Regions from separate parts of the Mus musculus genome. Here region 2 is linked to region 1. The links are chromatin loops, found by intact Hi-C in ENCODE. Cell type or tissue: gastrocnemius. All regions are shown on one strand. Each heading gives the region's core, and the rest is flanking DNA. Links, peaks and the distances in the headings are about the cores only.

The links. A loop is a pair of places that touch in the nucleus more often than their neighbours do. Peaks named below come from ENCODE experiments on the same cell type or tissue, not always from the same donor. Only the 100,000 strongest peaks of a DNase experiment are listed, where the experiment ranks them.
Region 2: it touches region 1 in a loop (4-fold over the local background); 15 of 42 quality-filtered maps call a loop at or near these places.

The regions. Positions count from the first base shown.
Region 1 is chr12:35,186,466-35,196,617 of GRCm38, forward strand. It overlaps Mir680-3 (microRNA 680-3), which reads right to left and starts at 8,432; the gene lies at 8,346-8,432. In gastrocnemius, for the core only: a CTCF peak has its summit at 5,901 (motif pointing left); a DNase peak (open chromatin) is centred at 5,909; H3K4me3 peaks cover 590 bases; H3K27ac peaks cover 317 bases.
Region 2 is chr12:33,384,036-33,394,187 of GRCm38, forward strand. The region is part of intron 1 of Atxn7l1os2 (ataxin 7-like 1, opposite strand 2); the gene reads right to left. Among named protein-coding and RNA genes, the nearest start is that of Atxn7l1os2, 5.6 kb to the right of the region's middle. In gastrocnemius, for the core only: a CTCF peak has its summit at 4,970 (motif pointing right); DNase peaks (open chromatin) are centred at 4,991, 5,844 and 7,356.

The sequences.
Region 1 (10,152 bases), core at 1,038-9,037:
TTTGGGTGGATGTGTGATGCTGTTGGACTAGAAACCAGATCTGGTGTTTAGTTTCCAGCATGTTACTGACTGCATGATTGTAGGTACCATTTGAACTTTCCCCTGCCTCCTTAGAGGTAGTGCTTTCTGCATTCTACCTCAAGTACATTCTAACTGAAATGGAAGTAACTGCCTCTTTTGAACTTACATTGGTGCATACATTTTTGCACAGTAATTTAGGACACAAGTATGAGGCTTTCCTTAATTTATCTTTCACAAAGTGGTAGGTACCTATAGGGGTTGCCAAGAATTCTCTAGAATTGAGAAAGTGTATAGAACAGAACTTCGGTCAAATAATAATGCTTTAGTAACTAGGAGGACAATCCAGAGACAGACTCTCCCAATCTACCTACAAAATTTCAGTCATTGGGCTGTTACTTAGGAGGTAGGCAGCCCAGAGACAGGACCAGATGACTTCTCATCAACAGGTGTTCTTGCCGTGTCAGGTTCCTGGAGGACAGTGCACACATCTTGGGTGCACGTGGGACTCAATGGCAAGCAGAGACTGATTGATAAGAGAAACCTGGGTCTCTTGGCTTGGTCTCTTCCCTGTACACACATCTCTGGGAGTTACCCTTCTGCCAGTGCAGCACGTATTTCTCAGTGATGTCTGCCCCATCCTTTGCAAGCCATTTGTAGTCATTGATCACTGTTGACCTCAGGAGTGACTTTAGAAGGTTTGCTTGCGTAAGTAGTACGAAGAACAATCAAATCAAGTAAAGAGGCAAACAGAATGGGAGCGAGCACTTGCCAAGATACATTGGATAAGAAGTTAATATCCAAAATGTTTGATGCACCTACAATTCAATAGCAAAACAAAAGGAAACCACTGTTACCACCACCACTGCACTGCTTAAAAAGTGATACTAAGCTGACATTTTCTTAAATAAAAAAAGAGAGTTGCAATTATAGAAGAAAAGAAAAAGAAAAGAAAAGAGAAAAGAGAGTGTTTCCTGTTCTTTTTTTGTACTTCTGTGGTGTTGTCTCCCTATTCATTCATTTTCTTCTTGATTTTTGTTTTGTCTGTCTATCTATCTATCTATCTATCTATCTATCTATCTATCTATCTATCTATCTATCTATCTATCTATCTATCTGGAACGAACTATAATCCAGAAGCATGCCTGTGATATGGATCTTGAGGCTGGAAGACACAGATTTTTGGTCCAGAGCTTGAGGTGGGATGACATATGTTTTTGGTCCAGATGGACACACACATTTAATTCAGATCTTGAAGAGTACCCTTAATCTGGGCCATACCATCAGCTGGAGCCTATATAAGGACAAGAAGGAAGGGGTTGATCCTTCTTTGCTTGATTGCACTCATTTTGCCAATTATGCTTTGGTTCTCCAGAGTATACAAAAGACTAGCTGAAACACTCAGCCTTGTGGGAGTGAGCAGGGACTACTAGACTCTTAGACTTTCCGTTCACAGCTGGCAATTTTTGGGTTGGTTGGAATGCAGCATGTAAATATATATATATATATATATATATATATTTGTTATATATATATATGTTCTGTGACTCCAGAGAACCCTGATGAATACACACAGGCTGATGTCATCATTCCTCGTGTGCTCACTGGTTTGTCTTACCTCAGTTTTCCTTTGCTGTCTTTCAGCTCTCAATCTCGAATGAAAATGGCCAGTTCACAAGTCTTAGTTGAAGTATATGTTTGACTGGAATAGAAATTGGGGGTTTCAGGGTAGGCAGGTAGAGACATAGCTTAATGGAATAGCACTTGCCCAGAATGTACAAGGCCCTGAGCTTTGTCCTTAGCACTGGGAAGAGAGAAAGAGATAAAGAAGAGGTGGGTAAAGAAGGGACTGCCTCCATGGTCTGTTATAAGGGACTAAAGGCTTATTGCTAAGCTATCTCCTGAATGTCATTCAATTAGGGTTGTTGTCTGAATAAAACGTTCTCTATTCTAATAGATCATACTTTCCAAAAAAGAAAGAAGCCACAACCAATAGCCTAACTGGATGCATTGATTTAGAGTCTAGACTCACTCGTCTGTATTCTAGAATACAAGGCAGGAATCTGAGATCATCGTAGGCATATCAATCCATTATCCAATCAGTGTGTGTGTGTGTGTGTGTGTGTGTGTGTGTGTGTGTAGGCTCTAAACTCTGAAGAAAAAGGAATTTCAATCAGTTTTAGTTTTTATTAGGATAGCGCAGCAATGCATTTTTTTTGAAATATCAAAATTTCCCTCACTTGTTTGAGTTTACTTCCTGGTCTCTAAGCACACATGTAGACAGTGTGCTAAGGATTATGTCCCTGATCTGTCATGTACACTTTGCACATACCACCTGTATTAGTCAGGGTTCTCTCTTAATATATATATATATATATATATATATATATATATATATATTAAGGAAGATCTAGTAGGTAGTGGTATGTGGGAAACATCTCTTAATACTTGAGACTGGGTGTAAATTTCTGGTTTCTGGCTTCAACAAATCTTGTGTTGGTTTCTGAGGCCATTGGGCAGGACTAGACTCTGAGTTTGGAATGGTGTTTGGAGGTATTGGAGCTGGGTAGGAATGGCAATATAGACCCTTCCAGTAAGTTAGGCATTGGACATGAGCTTTGTGATTCTGACTGGTCGGGAGGAGGGGAAAGAGCCCTTGGCTGTTCTGCTATTTCTAACATCGTTTGTACTTCAGAAGTCAGTGTAACCTGGCCTTTCCTCACCATCCACCCTTTGTCAGCCAATTGTCCCATCTGACTGACCTCATTCAAGACTGCACATTTCAACCTCATTTTACCTTTGTAAAGAATTTCAGAGGTGACCTTGCAGGAAAATTTATTGAAGCCTATAAATCTCTAGAGACGGTATTCTTGGAATGGATTTTTGTTTCTGTGCCCTCCACCTCTGGCGGGGGGTGGGGGGGTGGGGGGGGAGGGGCCAGTGAGCAAAGAATTCAGACAAATGGTGAGATGTGACATCAGAGGAAGATGACAGGGAGGGCTAGCCAACTGAGTCATGATGTAAATCAAAGGTAGGGGTGTCCTACCTAGAAAATGGAGGGCAACGCAACCTCATACCAGCAGAGAAACATGACAAAGTGGCTCGTTGAGTTAGTCCACTTGCTGTTTACCACCTTGAGTATCTTCGGCTTCTCTTGTATTGACAAAGATGTCTCTCAGGTGAGAAATCATGGTGGTGACTCTGAGGCTGGGTGGTTTTCACCACCGTTGTGACTGGGAGAAGAGGTCTCTGGGATTTTCCTGCCGTCATGTGCAGTGCTTGGTTTGAGTGGTACAAGAACGCCTCAGCAAGCTGTTACAGTGCTGGTCTCTCTAGGTGCCCCGGGCCTTTTCTGCACACCATTGCTCTTTTAGGTAAAGGCATGGCTGAGTGCCGGCACCACTTTATTCCCAGTACCAAATGAAACCTTCCTTAAGTGCGACTACATGTTAATAAACACAGTCAGTGGGACCCACTTAAAAAGAATGACCTGTTTATGAAAGAAACCCTTTGAAAGATAGAATATTTCCCCCTGTGGGCCAGAGCGCAGGCAGCAAACAAGGGGCTCTTTCAAAGGCATACAACGTGGTGGGGGAGGGATTCCAACTTCCTAACTACAAAAATAATGATACTTTTAGCTTCAACCTGTCTTGCTTCAGGGAGTTGTAAATGAACTTTATGGGCATAAGCGGAACCTCTCCAATTTCTTCTTTGTTATTGGTATTTCCTAAGTGGATATGATCTGAACCCTAGTGCACGTCCTGGGAAATGGAGGCAGTGGGCAAGCTGGACAATTGGTCTGGCGAAACTGAGAGACTTAACAGGTGAAGTGAAAAGCAGAGTGATTGATCTAGGTTGTTCTGAAGTTCTGAGATGGGCGAGCATCTTCTGCCAAAGGCTCCTTCTCATTGCTTTCCCTGATTCTCTTTGCTCTTAGCAGTGACTCGGAGCAGTGTGAGCTACTTATGGTACAAGAGGTAAAGGGTCTATTTTTGTAAACAAGCTGTGCAGCCTGTTATTCTTTTAAATAATGAAATATTAGCAAAACTCACCTTGAAGATATTAACATTTCCCCCATGTATCTCTAAAAATCTCTCTCTCTCTAAAACCTGTGATTTCACATATTAAAACCCTCACCATTTGAAAATGCTCTAAAGAATTAGTGCCTAAATAGTTTTTGGTTTTCCTCTATAGTTAGTCCCCTAGCCGTAAAATATGCACTTATGTATGGTAATAGTTTTATTTGACAGTTGTTTGCTTTGGACACAGCATCAGGCTTGGTATTGAACATGGCATGTGAGAGGAATCTTTCTTCTTAGAATAATCTATGGGTTTTGGAAAGATTAAGGAAAGATGGCTTGGTGGTTAAGAGCACTAGCTGTTCTGGACGGCCAGACTTCCAGTCCATGCATGGGCAGGGTGGCTCACAACCGTCGATGGCTCCAGCTCCTGGATATCAGATGCCCTATTCTGGCCTCCAGAGACACCAGGCGTGTACATGGTGCACAGATATACATTCGGGTAAACCTTCCATATACATAAAACAAAAAAATTTTTAAAAAATTAAATCTTTGCGATTTTAACTTTGAAGATTTGATGAGACTGAGAACTGACCAAAGGGACTGGAGAGACCATGGCTCCCTGACTATGAACACTTGCTATTCTTCCAAAAGAACTGGACTTTGGTTTTTAGCACACACGGGGGGCAGGTTGCAGCTGCTTGTAATTCTTCAGAGTCCCTCTTCTGATTTCTGAGAGCATCCACACACAAATGGCCTGAGGTTACATGAACATGTACATGTAAGTAAAAATTTAAAAGTAAACAAATCTTAAAAATGTTTTAAATCTTTTTTTGTATTATATTATGCAGAATTTTAATTAGATATTTTCTTCATTTACATTTCAAATGCTATCCCAAAAGTTCCCTATACCCTCTCCCCGCCCTGCTCCCCTACCCATCCACTCCCACTTCTTAGCCCTGGCGTTCCCCTGTACTAGGGCATATAAAGTTTGCAATATCAAGGGGCCTCTCTTCCCAATAATGGCCGACTAGGCCATCTTCTGATACATATGCAGCTAGAGACACGAGCTCCGGGGGGGTACTCGTTAGTTCATATTGTTGTTCCACCTATAGGGTTGCAGACCCCTTCAGCTCCTTGGGTACTTTCTCTAGCTCCTCCATTGGGGGCCCTGTGTTCCATCCAATAGATGACTGTGAGTATCCACTTCTGTATTTGCCAGGCACTGGCAAAGCCTCACAGGAGACAGCTCTATCAGGTTCCTTTCAGCAAAACCTTGCTGGCATGTGCAATAGTTTCTGCATTTGATGGCTGATTATGGGACGGACAGTCTAGGCAGGAGTCGTGGCAGCCTTCTTGGGGTAAAGACGTGGACGCATAGATGTCTGCTTGAGTAGCGAAGTCTATAAGGCACCCATTAATGGCCTGGGTCTTCCTGTTAGGCTCTAACTCTTCCAGGTTCCACAAACTCTCAAACGGTGTCATCGCAGCTGGAGTCCAAGTGTGCAAATACCGGAGGCTATGAGGACATATTATATTTAAATCACATTCACCCTCTCAAGGTGCCAGTCCCCTTGGAGGCACTGCCACAGTCACGTGTCCAGGTTCCCTGGATTTCCCCCCAGGCTGACCTTTCTGGAAACTCTTAGCCTGCTGTATTCTTCAGCCGGCTCTGTGTATCATCTGAACCCCGTCTCTTTCCACTGCTCAGCTGATCCCTTACGGATGACCTTGTGTGATTTCACGTTTTAGTTATGTTTTTGCTGAGTGTGTTATTTGTTCTGACTTTTGGAAAACAGATGTCAGTTGGTTTCTTTCTTTTATGGTTAGCCTTGCTTTCAAGCATTTATGAACCAACATTGCCACCTAGTGGCGACCTGATTCATAAAGCCGAAGGAATTCGCTGTGATTGCCGAACACACCAAAGAGTAATAAAAATTTGAGCAAGATGTTTCCCCCCTTTCCTGGTCTCCCCTTCGGAAACCCTCTATCCTCTCCCCTCTCCCCCTACCTCTATGAGGGTGCTCCCTCACCCACCCACCCACTCCCATCTTCCCGTCCTGGCATTCCCCTACACTGGGGCATCAAACATCCTCAGGTCCAAGCTCCTCCCACTGATGTCCAACAAGACAAGGCCATCCACATATGCAGCCAGAGCCATGGGTTCCTCTACCATACTCCAATATACTTAAAAAAATCATATGCTCTATGAATTAAGATATAATTAAATGATAGAGATAATTATTTGCTTCATCACATTGAGCACTATTATGTTAACACATACATAAAGGTATATTTGAATATAGATACGTGATATCAAATACCACAATCTCCATTGTATCCAATGAAGTTCATTTACAAGGCTCTATTATGTAATACTGGTGTTCAAAAATCATCCCAGTGTGTTTCTTCTTACCTAAAGATAATAATATTACTTAATATATTCCAGAAATTTAAGAAAAAAATAAAGAAAAATATTGAGCAATAGACCCCAGCAGTGACTCATGTCTAGAGGATCCCAAGGACACTGAGTCCTATGGAAAGTCAGACACTCTGACCTGTAGATCCACATGGCTAATGACTTGGCTGATGATACCTGCTTATTGATTTACAGCTTATTGTCACCCTTCCCTTCTGTCCTCCCCACCCAGCCTTCCATATTTGTTCTTATGATTTTGTGTGCTCACTTTGTTTTTCTCACTCAAGTTTTAAACACTCTGACTCCATGTGTGTCCTTCCTGAGGTGATCATGAAGTAAAACAGAACAACTGGCAAACACTGGCATCCCTGCCCCCTGCTCCCCTCCACTAGCATCCTTGCCTCCCTGCCCCGCTCCCCCGGCCATTTTGTTTTTATTTTCAGGACTGAACACAGGGCCTCATGCAAGCCGGCCCCTCTGCCATGGAAGCACCACTCCAGCATGCCTGCTTTTGACATACTTCTTTTGTCCCCTTTTCTAAGTCTTTCTGGCTGTCTTACAAGTCAGGGAGCATTTTCTTTCACTCTGTTGTCTGTTTTGGTCTGGTATGATTTCATCACTTTGTTGCCAGCTAGCCATATCTGTACAGCTTTAGGCAGACCGGAGACTCTAAATTGCCATCAAGTCTCCTAAGAATGCTGCCACTGCAGCTCAGAGCCTTAGCCCTAGACAACAATGACTACATCCTTAGTAACCTCAAATTTCTATTTATTTAATGATTGATGTCACATGGAATGCTGCCCTGGCTAGCATTGTCAACCTGATTCAAGTTGATGTCATTATGACAGGAGGGAACGGTCAACTGAGAAAATGCTCTCATCAGGTTGGATTGTAGGCAAGTCTGTGGGGGCATTTTCTGGAGTATTGATGGATGGACCAGGGACCCTTCCACAGTGGACGGTGCAACCCTGGGCCAGTTGCTCCAGTTTTGTATAAGAAAGCATTGTGATAGCTGTCTCTTGTGAGGCTATGCCTGGCAAACACAGAAGTGGATGCTCACTGTCACCTATTGGATGGAACACAGGGTCCCCAATGGAGGAGCTAGAGAAAGTATCCAAGGAGCTGAAGGGGTCTGCAACCGTATAGGTGGAACAACAATATGAACTAACCAGTACCCCCAGAGCTCGTGTCTCTAGATGCTTATGTAGCAGAAGATGGCCTAGTCAGCCATCAGTGGAAAGAGAGGCCCTTTGGTCTTGCAAACTTTATATGCCCTAGTACAGGGGAACGCCAGGGTCAAGAAGTGGGAGTGGGTAGGTAGGGGAGGGGTGGGGGAGGGTATGGGGGACTTTCGGGATAGCATTGTAAATGTAAATGAAGAAAATACCTAAAAATTGGAGAAACAAAACAAAACAAAACGAAACAAAGAAAACAAATAAAAAAAGTGGGATTAAAAAGAAAAAAAAAGAAAGAAAGTAAAGAAAGCATCGTGAGCCAATCACAGAGAGCAAGCCAGTAAGCAATGGTTTTGCATTGGTGATACTTCAGCTCCTGCCTCCAGGTTCCTGCCCAGCTTGAGTTTCTGTCTGAGATGGTCTGTGTTGAGGATGGATAAGCCAAAACCAAGCAAACAAGTGTCAGAGACCATACCGTGAGAAAGCGAGCCCTTCACAATCTCCCACCCTGACAGGCCAAATGGCCTCGTGCTAGGAGCCGGTCGTCACTTCCTCCTCCCTGTTCCCTTCCTGGCACCTGAGGCTGTAAAAGCTGAATTATAGTCCCCTCTTCCTGATCTCTTCCTGAATTCCCAGGACATCCAAGGACATGAGTTACGCCTGAGCCCGGCCTGATATCCCAAGGCTGTTAAGGAGGATCTATGTTCTGGAGATAAGATGAAGAGTACCTGCTGCCTAGAGCCTGACTTCTGCCCCCATGTCAGCAGATGCCCACCTTTTTTGTTCTTTGTTAAATCCCCCCTCGGCCCCTCCCTATTCCCCGAGATGTATGCTTTAAAACCAGGCACCTCAGCATAATAAACGGAGACCTTGATAGGTACAATCTACTTGGTCATCCACTTCTCTTTTCTCTTCCAATCCCATTTCCTTACAGGTTTGCGGTCCCCCTCGCACCCACGAATAACTGAATCTTGCGGGACGGGATAAACAAGCAAATGGAAAACAACAGAACAAACAAACAAACACCGTCTGAAACCCTTCCCTCCCAAGGTACTTTTGCTCAGAATGCTCCATCACAGCAATAGAGAGCAGCCAGAGCAAAAGGATTGGATCTAAATCTGCCTGCAAATGGGACCCTGCATGCTGTATTTGGACAAATGAGAAACATTGGGAAAAACTCGTTTTTGGTAGACAGTCTTGCCCGAGCTAGTATCTCGCCAGCAAGAATTCACTCAGACAACCGGATCCTTCTAAGGCAAAGCTTTTATTGCTTCAACATAAGGAAGACCCCGAACCCGGAAAATGGTGCTGGTTATATAGCCCTCAGCGTGATGTTTCAGCACCTGATGTGGCATGACAGCACCTGATTAGCTCGCCCATCACCCCATTACTACACCCCAAGATGGGCAGTGACTGGGTGTGAATTCATTCTTGCACTTGAGCATAAGGCTTGTTTACTAGTTAGGTGCCAGCACCATCTTATAATGGCGATTGCTCACGGCACGGCTCTCCACAAGACAGCATTATACCTAGAATAAGAAGGTCACTGTGTGAAATTGCTTCTGCTTGCACTCCTTAAAGCAAGATCAGTGGTAGTAAGGGTTTTTATTGCTGTGAAGAGACACCGTGGCCTTGACAACACTTATAAAGGGAAACATTTAATTGGGGCTGGCTTACCATTCAGAGCTTTAGTCTATTACCATGATGGTGGGAAGTATGGTAGCATGTAGGCAGACATGGTGCTGGAGAAGGAGCCAAGAGTTCTACACCTGGATCATCAGGCAGCAGAAAGAGAGAAGGGGTGGGGGAGAGAAGGAGAGGGAGAGAGATTGGACTGGCTTGAACATTTGAAACCTTCAAAGCCTACCTCCAGTGACACTCTTTCTGCAACAAGGCCACATCTCCTAATAGTGCTACTCACGGATGATCAAGCATTTGAATCTAGTAGCCTACGCAGGCCATTCCTGTTCAAACCACACTGTATTTGGAGAGTCTCCCTACACTCCTGGATGCATTAGATGCATCTCACAGGAGTCTTCCTGGCTTGATCTCAGACTTGGTTTGTTTGGTGTTTTGTTATTTATTTATTACAAAAACTCTATGTTGGGTTGCACATGAGGATCACCTGGGAAGCTTAGGAACATACTGATATCTTGTTCTGTTCCTGGCTAGCAGTTTTAGAGCTCCTCAGGTGACCAACCTGTGGTGACCTGAGACCTCATCACTGCATAACCACCAGAAAGAACTCCTTCATGCCCTTCCCTCTCCCCTTGCGGCTCATCACCACGTCAACCTGCTTCTGCTGGAGAGGGATTCAGCTTCAAGCCACCTGGGTCTTTCTGTCAGGCCAGCTGGTGCTATACACACCCAAACAGGATGGGAACATTTTTAGAAGCTACTTCAATTTCTCCCTGAGGTCCCCAGGGCTTCATGTCACACTTGTCTGCTTTCCTCTGTGTCTGCTGAGGTCATGTGATAAAGGAGGAGAGTTTAGGCTTTTGTAAGGACATAGATTGGGATC
Region 2 (10,152 bases), core at 1,143-9,142, 1.8 Mb before region 1:
TTTGTTACAATGAACATGCATTGATTTGTATTTACTGTGATTTAGATAAGCATAATATCCATATGCCTGCATCATGATGACATATACAGGCATTTGAGCTAGCTGTACGGTTCAGGAATAGAACATCGGAGTGGCATACACTATACAAGGACATGGGTCCCCTCTCCAGTACAGAGGGCTGGGGCACTGGCTGAGCTTACCTTTCTGATTCCCAGGACAGAATGCCTGGAGAGGGCTCAGTGGCAGGTGTCTAAGGAGCATGTACATGGGCCTTGGTTTGATTAACACCATTCCAAAAAAAAAAAAAAAAAAGAAGAAGAAGAAGAAGATAAAAGAAACGAAAGAAACTAAAGGGGCCTGGTTAGATGATGCATCAGATAAAGGCTTGTGCTACCAAATCCAATGACCCGAGTTCAGTACCCAGGACCTACCAGATGAAGCTGTCCTCTGACCTCCACTGTGTGCTGTGGCATGACATGCATACATGCATACAAACACATGTAATAGTAATTTAAAAGGTATATAGCCTCTGGATGTGTATGCATTTGTACTTGCAATCACATGAACCACACACACACATGCGCACGCATTCACAGAATGTGTCAGATTGCTTTAAATGTGATCTTCCTTCCAAGAAAGCTTTCCAGTGGCATTGTGAAGAGTGTGAAATTGGTGGGATTAGCGTGTGTTCCATTGACTTTTTTATTAAAAAAAAAAAAAAAGAAAGAAAAAACAAACAAACCAAAAAAACCAAACCAAACCAACCAACCAACCAACCAAAAAAAAACCCACATTTATCCCATCGTAACTTGAACTCCAAATTTGTCATTAGTATTCTCAAAAGGCAAGACCTGGGCCATCCTGCTCAGTGCTGCTCAGTTGCTAAGTAATGTCAGTTACACAGCTGGTGACCAATAAAGACCTGAATTAAAAAATAAAAGAGTTAATGGTGTGTAAATAAATGTGAAGCATTGGAAGCAAGGAGAAAAGCATTTGCTTTGTCAATGCGCCCGTGGACCAACATCCAGAGGCAGAGCTACCTCACCTAACCCAGCTGAAGAGAGACTCGGTGGACCTGTCTAAGGCTTCAGTCCACTGTAGTACATGTACTGCCTACTCTAGCCAAAGCAGCACACATGCCGGAGAGACAGAGACAACTAAGGGGGCACTAGAAGAGAAAGGAGCTTTTCATCATGGAGTCGGGTTGATGTCTCTCACCCATAGGTTAAGCATCGAAGATGAGGCAGGGAGATCATGAATTCAAGGCCGCCCAGACTATACCTTGCGCTAACACAAAAGAGGTCCTAGGTTCCAGTCCCAGCATAGAGTAAACTGAGCACAGCAGAGCATGGCTGGACTCCGGGCACTGGGAGGTGGAGACAGGAGGTTCAGAAGTTCCAAGTTAGCCTCAACTACTTAATGAATTAAAGGACCACCTGGCCTATGTGAGACTCCCCTCAGTGTGTGTGTGTGTGTGTGTGTGTGTGTGTGTGTGTGTGTGTGTCTTTCTTGCAAAGGCAATCCCATTCTGGGGTCAGTTCTCAAAGTTTCACTGCAGCCTAACCTGGTCTCCCACTGAAAGATAACATCTGGGAGAACTGAGTTGCAAGATAGCCCTCAAAAGCTCACAACTCCCCCGTGCAGCAGAAGTCCAATGCCAATGCCTCAGTAGTATTGTGGGCAATGTATTCTCAGTCTTAGCAAGGGCAGAAAGATTGTATGCCATCTGACCACTGTCCCAGCCACAAGAAAACACTCCTTTCTGGTGTGCCATCTGCATCTCCCCGGAGGATAAAGACTTTCAGCTGCCCCCAGAGCAGGAGTCATACCATACCATACCATACCATACCATACCATACCATACCATACCATACCATACCATACCACACCACATCTGTACTTTTTTAAAAAATTAATCATTCCATTTGTTTACATCTCAAATGACATCCCATTTCCCAGTTACCCCTACACACACACACACACACACACACACACACACACACACACACACCATCCCACATCCAACTTCTCCTCCTTTCCCTTTGCCTATATGAGAGTGCTCCCCCACACACCCACTGCCTCCCACCCCACCACTCCAACATCTCCCTACTCTGGGGCATCAAACCTCCACAGGATCAAGGTTCTCCCCTCCCTTAATGTCAGACAAGGCCATCTTCTGCTACATATGCAGCTGGAGCCATGGGTCCCTCCAGGTACACTCCTTGGTTGGTAGTCTCGTCCGTGGGAGCACTGGGTGGTCAGGTCAGCCCATGTTGTTCTTCCTATGGGGTTGCAATGCCCCTGTGTCCCTCCAGTCCTTCTGCCAGTTCCCCCACTGAGGTCCCTGAGCGCAGTCTGATGGTTGGCTCCAAGCATCCACATCTGCATTGGTCGGTTTCTAGCTGAACCTCCCAAGGAACTGCCACACCAGGTTCCTGTCAGCAAGTGCCTCTTGACCACAGCAACAGTGTCGGGTTTGGTGTCTGCAGACAGGATGGAACCTCAGGTGGGGCAGTCCCCGGCTGTCTCTGCTCCATTTTTGTCCCTGTTCTTCCTTTGGACAGGAACATTTTGGTCCTGAGAGCCATATCTGTGCTTTGGAATCAAGGACAGGGATTCCCTGAGATGACAGCATTGGAGGTGGTGATCAGAGCAAACTAGTACTTACTGATCTTGTGCCAAGTTTGGTGTCACGTATCCATAACCCCAGAACTCAGGAAGCAGAGAGAGCAGGCTAGGAGGATGGCCGTGAGACTTCTTTTTCTTTCCTAGGGCTTTGGGGCAAACGCTCTACCACTGAGATACATCCCAAAGACCCCTTTATACGTTTAAACAGATGCATTAGTTTTTGTTTTGTGTGTATGAGTGTTTGTCCTGCATGCAAGTGCACTGTGTGTGCCAGATGCTGGCAGAGGCCAGAAGAGGGTGCTGGATCTCCTGGAACGGGAGCTGAAAGTGATGTGAGCCACCATGGTCCTGGGAATCAAACTCGGATCCCCTGCAAGAGTAACAAACATTCTCAATTGCTGAGCCATTTCTCCAGCCCCTACCTACCTTTTAATAACCAAACTCTACGTTTCCCCTACAGAAGTCTGACAAAACTACCTTGGGGTCATGCATACAGAGGTCTTGCATACAAGTTTAATAACCAAACCCTACTTTTTAATAACCCAAACTCCAAGCTGAGGCATCTCTCATTTGTTCCTGATTGAAATAAAAAACAGAAGGGACCCCACAGTCCATTCTGACCAATTCTGTGTCCGCACTTTCCTTGTCATCTAGCCCCTCCCTCCACACACAGCAGTAACCCTGAGATGTAGCTCTTAAGTTGCCAGTCAATCAGACTGACCAGTCTCCCTGGAGCCACGGCCCATGCTCCGGGTGAGTGGAGCACATAAGTGAAGAGTGCTCCGGATTACCTGGGATATTCTGCAGTTTAGCAACTAGGGGTTCTGAAAACAATCAGAAAGGAGGGTCACTCAGCTCTAGACTCCTCTAGGGAATAATAAACCAAGCTGCCTGGGACAGCTCTGGATGCTTGACCCCCTGGCCATATTGCCAGACTGCTGGAGGGGAAAGGACAGGGATGTTTAGAGAAGTCTCCCCAGATGACTCACTGTGTTATGGGTGGAGACTCACAGCATTCCCAGGTTCTTGAGGACTTCTAACCCATATGACCTTGCCTTTCACTGCACGCACATGTGGCTCACCAGTGGGCAAGTCTGTCCTGGCTATCCAATCAAAACATGCGAAAGCATTTAATACCTTCAGATTAAGCATGCAAATCTTTTTAATTTTTTGTTCTAGCATTCTATCCTATTTTTTGAGATAGGATCTCATGTAGCCCAGGCTAGCCTTGAAATCACCATGTAGCCAAAGAATATCCACAGCCTGGTCCTTCTGCTTCCACATACCTAGTGCTGCAGTTATAGATTGGTACCTTCATCTTCCAAAGGAGTTAGGTTCTCTCTCTCTCCTTCTCTCCCCCCATGTCTTTCCTTTCTCTCTTTTTAAATCTAGAGTGAGTGTGTGCATATGTGCATATGTGCATGTGTGCAAGTGAGTTTAGGAACTTGAGGCGTCCAGACATAGACATATCCGATCCCCTTGGAGCTGGAGCTTTAAGCCACTTAATGCGGTGGTAGGAATCAAACTTGGATCCTTGGCAAAAGCAGTACACATCCTTAGCTACGAGCCATCTCTCCAGCATCCTTTGTCTTTGGAGATGGGGACCACATCACATGCCCCAAGCTGCCTCTTGTTCTATTCCTAAGTATTTACTCCTCAAATATTGAGTGATATATCCACAGAGAGATCCATGAGGGAACATTCGTAGTAACTTTATTTGTAACAACCCCAAGGGAGACAACACAAATGCCCATCAACAGATAAATGAAATTCTGTCATATTAGCACAATGGAGTCCTACTCAGCAATAGAGAGGATGAACCACTGAGACATGTGACAAGTCTCAAACATACATGAGCATGTTGAGTGGAAAGAGCCAGCCACCCTCACACCGCTCTATGGCTCCACTTACATAAAGTTTTACCAAGTGGAAGCAATTCTTCAAGCACAAGTGGTAAGTAAGTAGGTCAGGGGTTGCTGTGGGATGGGCAGGGGCAGAGACTGGCATGTTCATTATTGTGCTGTGTTGATTTCACCAACGATTCACATACATCGAAATCTGTACACTTTTTAAAATATATAGCCTTGTTTTGTCAAACAGTCACTGCTCTAGGCTGGCCATGTTTCTTTCTCCCAAGTGCTAGGATTATAGTTCTAATCAACACTCCTGACCTAGTATCAGCAGTTCCCAGTAGCAGCCCTGCATGCCTTCTACCCAGAGTCTCTCTTTCAAAGCACTAACTGGATTAGGAATAATAGGAAGCAGAGGGAGGTCTGGAAGACAATCCAAGAAGAAGTGCTCTGAGGTTTGGCCCGGGAAGTGAGGGCAGTGATAGCTCTTTCCACTAGGTGGCGTCTGGACACTTCCCTTGAGCACGATTTCCAGGCAGGCTTCAGAAACCAGACACTGAGCCGCTCAGAGCCTCAGAGAGGAGTCCTCTATCTAGACTGACAGCTTTGACCACTGTGGAGAAAGTCACAGAGAGTTGCTGGAGCAGAAAATAACAACTGGGGAAGAGATCAGCAGGCTCCTGTTGCAATATTATAAGTTCCGTAGGACAAAGAGCAGAGGTATTTCCTTCAGAGCCAGGTAACTCCAAGAGAGTTAATTAATAATGTTTACAAGAAGGCAGATGTCCTCAGTTGTAATGGTGAGCTGAAACCACTGCATCTGGAAACCCACACAGTCCTTTCTTCCTCCATTAGGACTGCTCCTTATCTTTCTGAATGAGTTTTAAGGTTTTTTTTTTTTTTTATTTATGTGCATGTGCGCGTCTGCAAGTTCATGTGCATCACAACATAGAACATAGAGAATGAGCAATTGGAGTTACGGCCAGTTATAATCCAAACCCACTCAGTGTGGGCGCTAGAAATAAACCCAGTTTCTCTGCAAGAGCACCGAGCTCACTTAACTGTGGAGCTAACTTCCCAACCTGTTTCATCTTGGTTTTCGAGAGGAGATCGCTCAGGGGGCATGGAACTCACCAAGGGAGCTAGGCTGGCAGGCCTTTGAGCCTGTCTCACTCAACCCCAGGATTACAAAACCAACAACCCTCTGCAGGCAGGGATTTTTTTATTTTGTTTTACATGGGTTCTGGGTACTGAACTGGGGTTCTCCCACTTGCACGGCAGGGAGATGCACGCCCATGGTGCTACACACCCTGTGATGAGAACTATCAGGGGTCCTCCCTTAGGTACCACCCCTGGTTTCAGAAAAAAGAAGACCAGGGTACAAGTCCCAGACCACCCAGTGGGTGGCGGTAATAAACTTGAGTGCTACAGAGAATCCAGACCTCGTGAATGCTTGGGCATAGGGACTGGGTGGTAGCACTAAGGGGGAAGGTATTATTGCAATCTGTGGAATCCAGTGTGCCCACAAAGCGGTGTGTTCCTGGAGAGTTACAGCAGTCTTTGATATGAAGAGAGAGTCGTGGGAGAGATAAGGGGTGGTAGTAATATTTGACTTAGAGCAGCTAATTGTTTAAAAAGGATAGCTTCTCAGAGGTAGGCTGTAAGGAAGTTTTAATAGTGAGACAAAGCCTGGCCATTAGGGTTAAAGATCTGCTGGAGACAGAATAAAATTTGTTGACTATTTGGGGATGGTAATGAAGATGTTGGATGTAAAAGGAGAGTGCATTGTGGCTCGTGAGAGGGACCCAGGTCTCCCTAGGAATCCTGGGTAGTTGCCATGTCCAGCTGAGAGGCCTTAGCCAGCATCAGGTATTTTTGTTTTTACTCTTTTTTCATCTCTCCTATGGTACACCTTGAAGGCCACAGCTAAGACTCCCGTCTGTGGAGTCAGGGGTCCATTTTCTAGATGTTTATGTTTGGCCCTAACATCAGGAAAATTCTGGAAGAAAAAGTAGGTCATAAGGAGTTGTTTTCCATCTGGGGTCTCAAGATTCAGATTGGTGTATTGTAAGAGAGCCTTTGTAAGGTGGTCTAGGAACTGAGATGGGTTTTCATGTTTGTCCTGAATGACCTCTAGAGGTAAATTTTTCATAATTTACCACTTTAAGGGTGGCCTTATAGAGACAAGTCAGAAGGCAGGTGACATAAATTGGTCCCTAGCAAGGATGGCCCCTGGGATGTTGTAATTCCACGAGGGGACTGACTTAGTCCTGGATGGGTGGTGTTAGTTTGGTGGATTTTGTCTGCATGCGTCTTAGCCACGTCCCAGACTCAGCTGTGCTCCCTGGGAAGAGATTATTGGTGAGAATCATATAGACATCATGGAAGAAGGCATTGTAAGGATGGATGATATACCATGATCCTTTGTAAGTGTGGAAGAATTTGCAGTGCAGGACCCAAATATTTTCTGTTTGAGAGAGTTCACCTAATGAGAGGAGGATGTGTACTTTGACACAAACCACCCTAGCAACTTTCTGCAAGGGAAGAACTGTGGCAGGTTTGGGCCCTGTAGGGGGAGACAAAGGAGTTTCCATGGTGGAACAGGAGAAAGTAGCAGAGGACTAAGGGCTGCCAGTGGGCTAAAGTGGGCACCCAAGAGGGTTGATCTTAGTAGCCTATCACTGAGAAGTGAGAAAGGGAGACTAAAGAGAGAGGGTGAGACGAGGCTGTGGACCTCTTCTGAGGCCAACAAGGGAAGGCTTGCAAGCATGATGGAAAGGAAGCATGGTAGGGGAGGAGTCATCTGGTTTGGGCCTCAAGCCAAGGAGGAGTTGTTTTTCCTTGGCTGGCTTGTGCCCTGTGGTCGCCTTTAATCAAGTGGGAGTGAGGTCACCTGGCAAAGTCCTTGCTTTCCAACTCTAGCAAAGATGGCTGTTGGCCACATGGTAGCCTCCATCCAGATGGGGATACAGCAGCTCAGATGGCAGCCAGCCTTGTGTTTCCTTAAAGGTATCCTATATATACAATTTAAACTATCAACCCTGGTGTTATGTGTTTTAAGTTAACAGATATACTAGGTTTAAATCATACCCAATGTGTTTGCGAATCTTGAGGCACAGAAAGTTCACACAACAGACCCACAAATCTTGAGCAAGAGTTTTAGAGACTTAAATCAAAACGAAAAGAGTATGAGATGAGTCACAATAGTCTCCATTAGGAAGAGTCTGTCCTTTTTTTTTTTTTGCTCTCCTTTCTCTGTCACACAGTCAGGTGGCTTGCCTGATATGGGGCAAGCCATATCGTATTTTGAAGGAAACCTTTAAGCAAACATGCATGGGTCTAGAGAAGGGAGAGCCATCTCCCAACTCCAGAGCCAGCTTTTAATTATAAGTGGGACACCACAAGACAGCAGTCTAATGCCACTCATAGTTAAAAGAAGCCTGAGTCCCCACAAAACTGAATCCAATAAACTAAGAACAAAGAAGGCGTAGAAATAGGAAAATTTTAAGGTGGGGATATGGACAGAGGATGCTGCAGGAGGGGGCTGAGACACACGTCAGCCATGTGGGTGTGTGTACCAACTGCGTCTGGGCCTACTCCTTTGCTTCTTCCTTCTCCTGCTATGTCAGGCCTCGCTCTCACTTTACAACAAACTTATAGATCCATCAACTTTAACTTAAAAGATGGGATATTTACAACATGTGGGAGCAAGGTGGGGGTGGGGCAGGGAGACCAGGGCCCTACCACCTACCCCCTCCCCCCCCAAAAAAAAACCCAAACAGGGCTTGGAGTGGAGAAAAGAGAAATGGGGAACCAGAAATCTCTTTCTACTTCCAGATCAGTGGCAGTATTGTAAAATTCCCAAATAATATGGGGATCCAGGGTGCCACTAGGCAGCCTTTTGGTTTGATAATCTAAGGGGTAGTGAGGCCAAATTCTATTGCAAAAGTGAATAAAGTTATGGCCCTTCTGATCAGATGCCAGGTGAAGAGGCTGGGCATCTCCGAAGAGGCATCCCAAAGGGAACAAGGATATGAAAATATGGTTTTTATGGATGGGAGAAGGGAAGGAAAATGTCACCTACAGCCTTGGGGGAAAACTGCTAATTAGGTAGAAATCTACCGTTGACTAGATAACCTTTTGGGGCCTGGCATGTAGTGGAGGACTACCCATGTTAACAGGGTTCCTCCTTCTCTTGCCTTGTCCCGGGAATTCTAAGCCCCCAAAATCATCTCTACTTGAGGACTGTCACACAGTCTCTATTTGTTCCTAGTTTATCAATTTCCTTTCTCTGAACAAAACCTGTTCAGTTAGCCCCTGAGATTCTTGAAATGCTTCCCCATGCTAATGAGGTATGCCAGGTACCCTAAGTCCCCAGCCCGTGACCTTTGCCCATCCTGGATGCCCTTACCCTCAGTCCCCAAAAACCTTATAAGCCTTCATTCACCATAAGCAAAGTTGATCTGTCTACTGACCAGCAGTCCCTGTGTGGGCATTCACTGTCGTGCTCACAGGGCTTCTCAACCCCCTGCTCAGTGTTTCTGCTCCTATTGACCTTGAGCATTGAGTCAGCTGATGATCCATGAGAATGAGGAGACCCACATGGCTTGTAGTCCCCTGCGTTCCCAGGACTCAGGGAGGACTAGAAGAGGACCAAGCCATTCAGTGGGTTAGCACCGCACTCTACAGGGCTCTGGGGCTCAGCCTGGCTAAGCTGGAGGAGAGACTGATACCAGGACTTTTGTAGATACCAGAAGGTAAAGATAAAAACTGAGTTCTCTCTCTCTCTCTCTCTCTCTCTCTCTCTCTCTCTCTCTCCCTCCTCCTCCTCCCCCTCCCTCTCCCCCTCTCCCCCTTCCCCTCCCCACCCCAACCTCATGTGTGTGTGTTCCAGAGGAAAGGGGTGGGGAATGGGGTTGCCAAAGCCAAGAGGGTCTAGAGGAGCTGTGCGATTACAGGTAGTTCTAAGGAAAGACAGGAAAGGAGGGCAGGAAGGGGCGCAATAGCCTGGTTGGGCCTAAGGAAATGTCAGGTGAAGAGGGCCACCAGGTAGTCTTAAAGACACTTACTGTCTAAGCCCAGCCTTGAGCCTATTGCATGTAACGAACTGCACTGTTTTTGCTGTATATGCAAATTTTTCTTGTATAGACATATAATGGCTTAATTACAGAAAACAAATACTTTTAATATTTTCCCACTGTCATTCATCAGCATGCATGAAATCTGTGTATTAGACTGTATTCAAAGGATTAATTTGTTCATTAATTTATTTTACTGAACTGCCTCTGCCCTCCCTCCTCATCCTGGGATTACAGGTGTTCATATTTATATCCTGCTATAATTTATGAGTTAATGTTTTGTTTGAGGTTGCCGGGATTAAATCTAGAGCCTCCCTCACACTGAACTCATCTATGCCCCTCTGGCCATTTTAAATAGGGTCTTTTTTTTCTTGTTCATTTAGATTTTGGGAGTATTGTTATGGCAAAGCGGGAGATCTAACCTCCAGTCTGGATATTCTAGTCAAGTGCTATACCATTGAGCTATGACCTAGTCGCAGATGTTTGGTTTGTTGCCGTGAATGGCATAAGAAGAATAAAATAAAATCATTAAAGTATGTTTTTGACTTGGGGAAAAGATAATTTCCAAGAATTACTGGCCTGTCCCTAAATATACA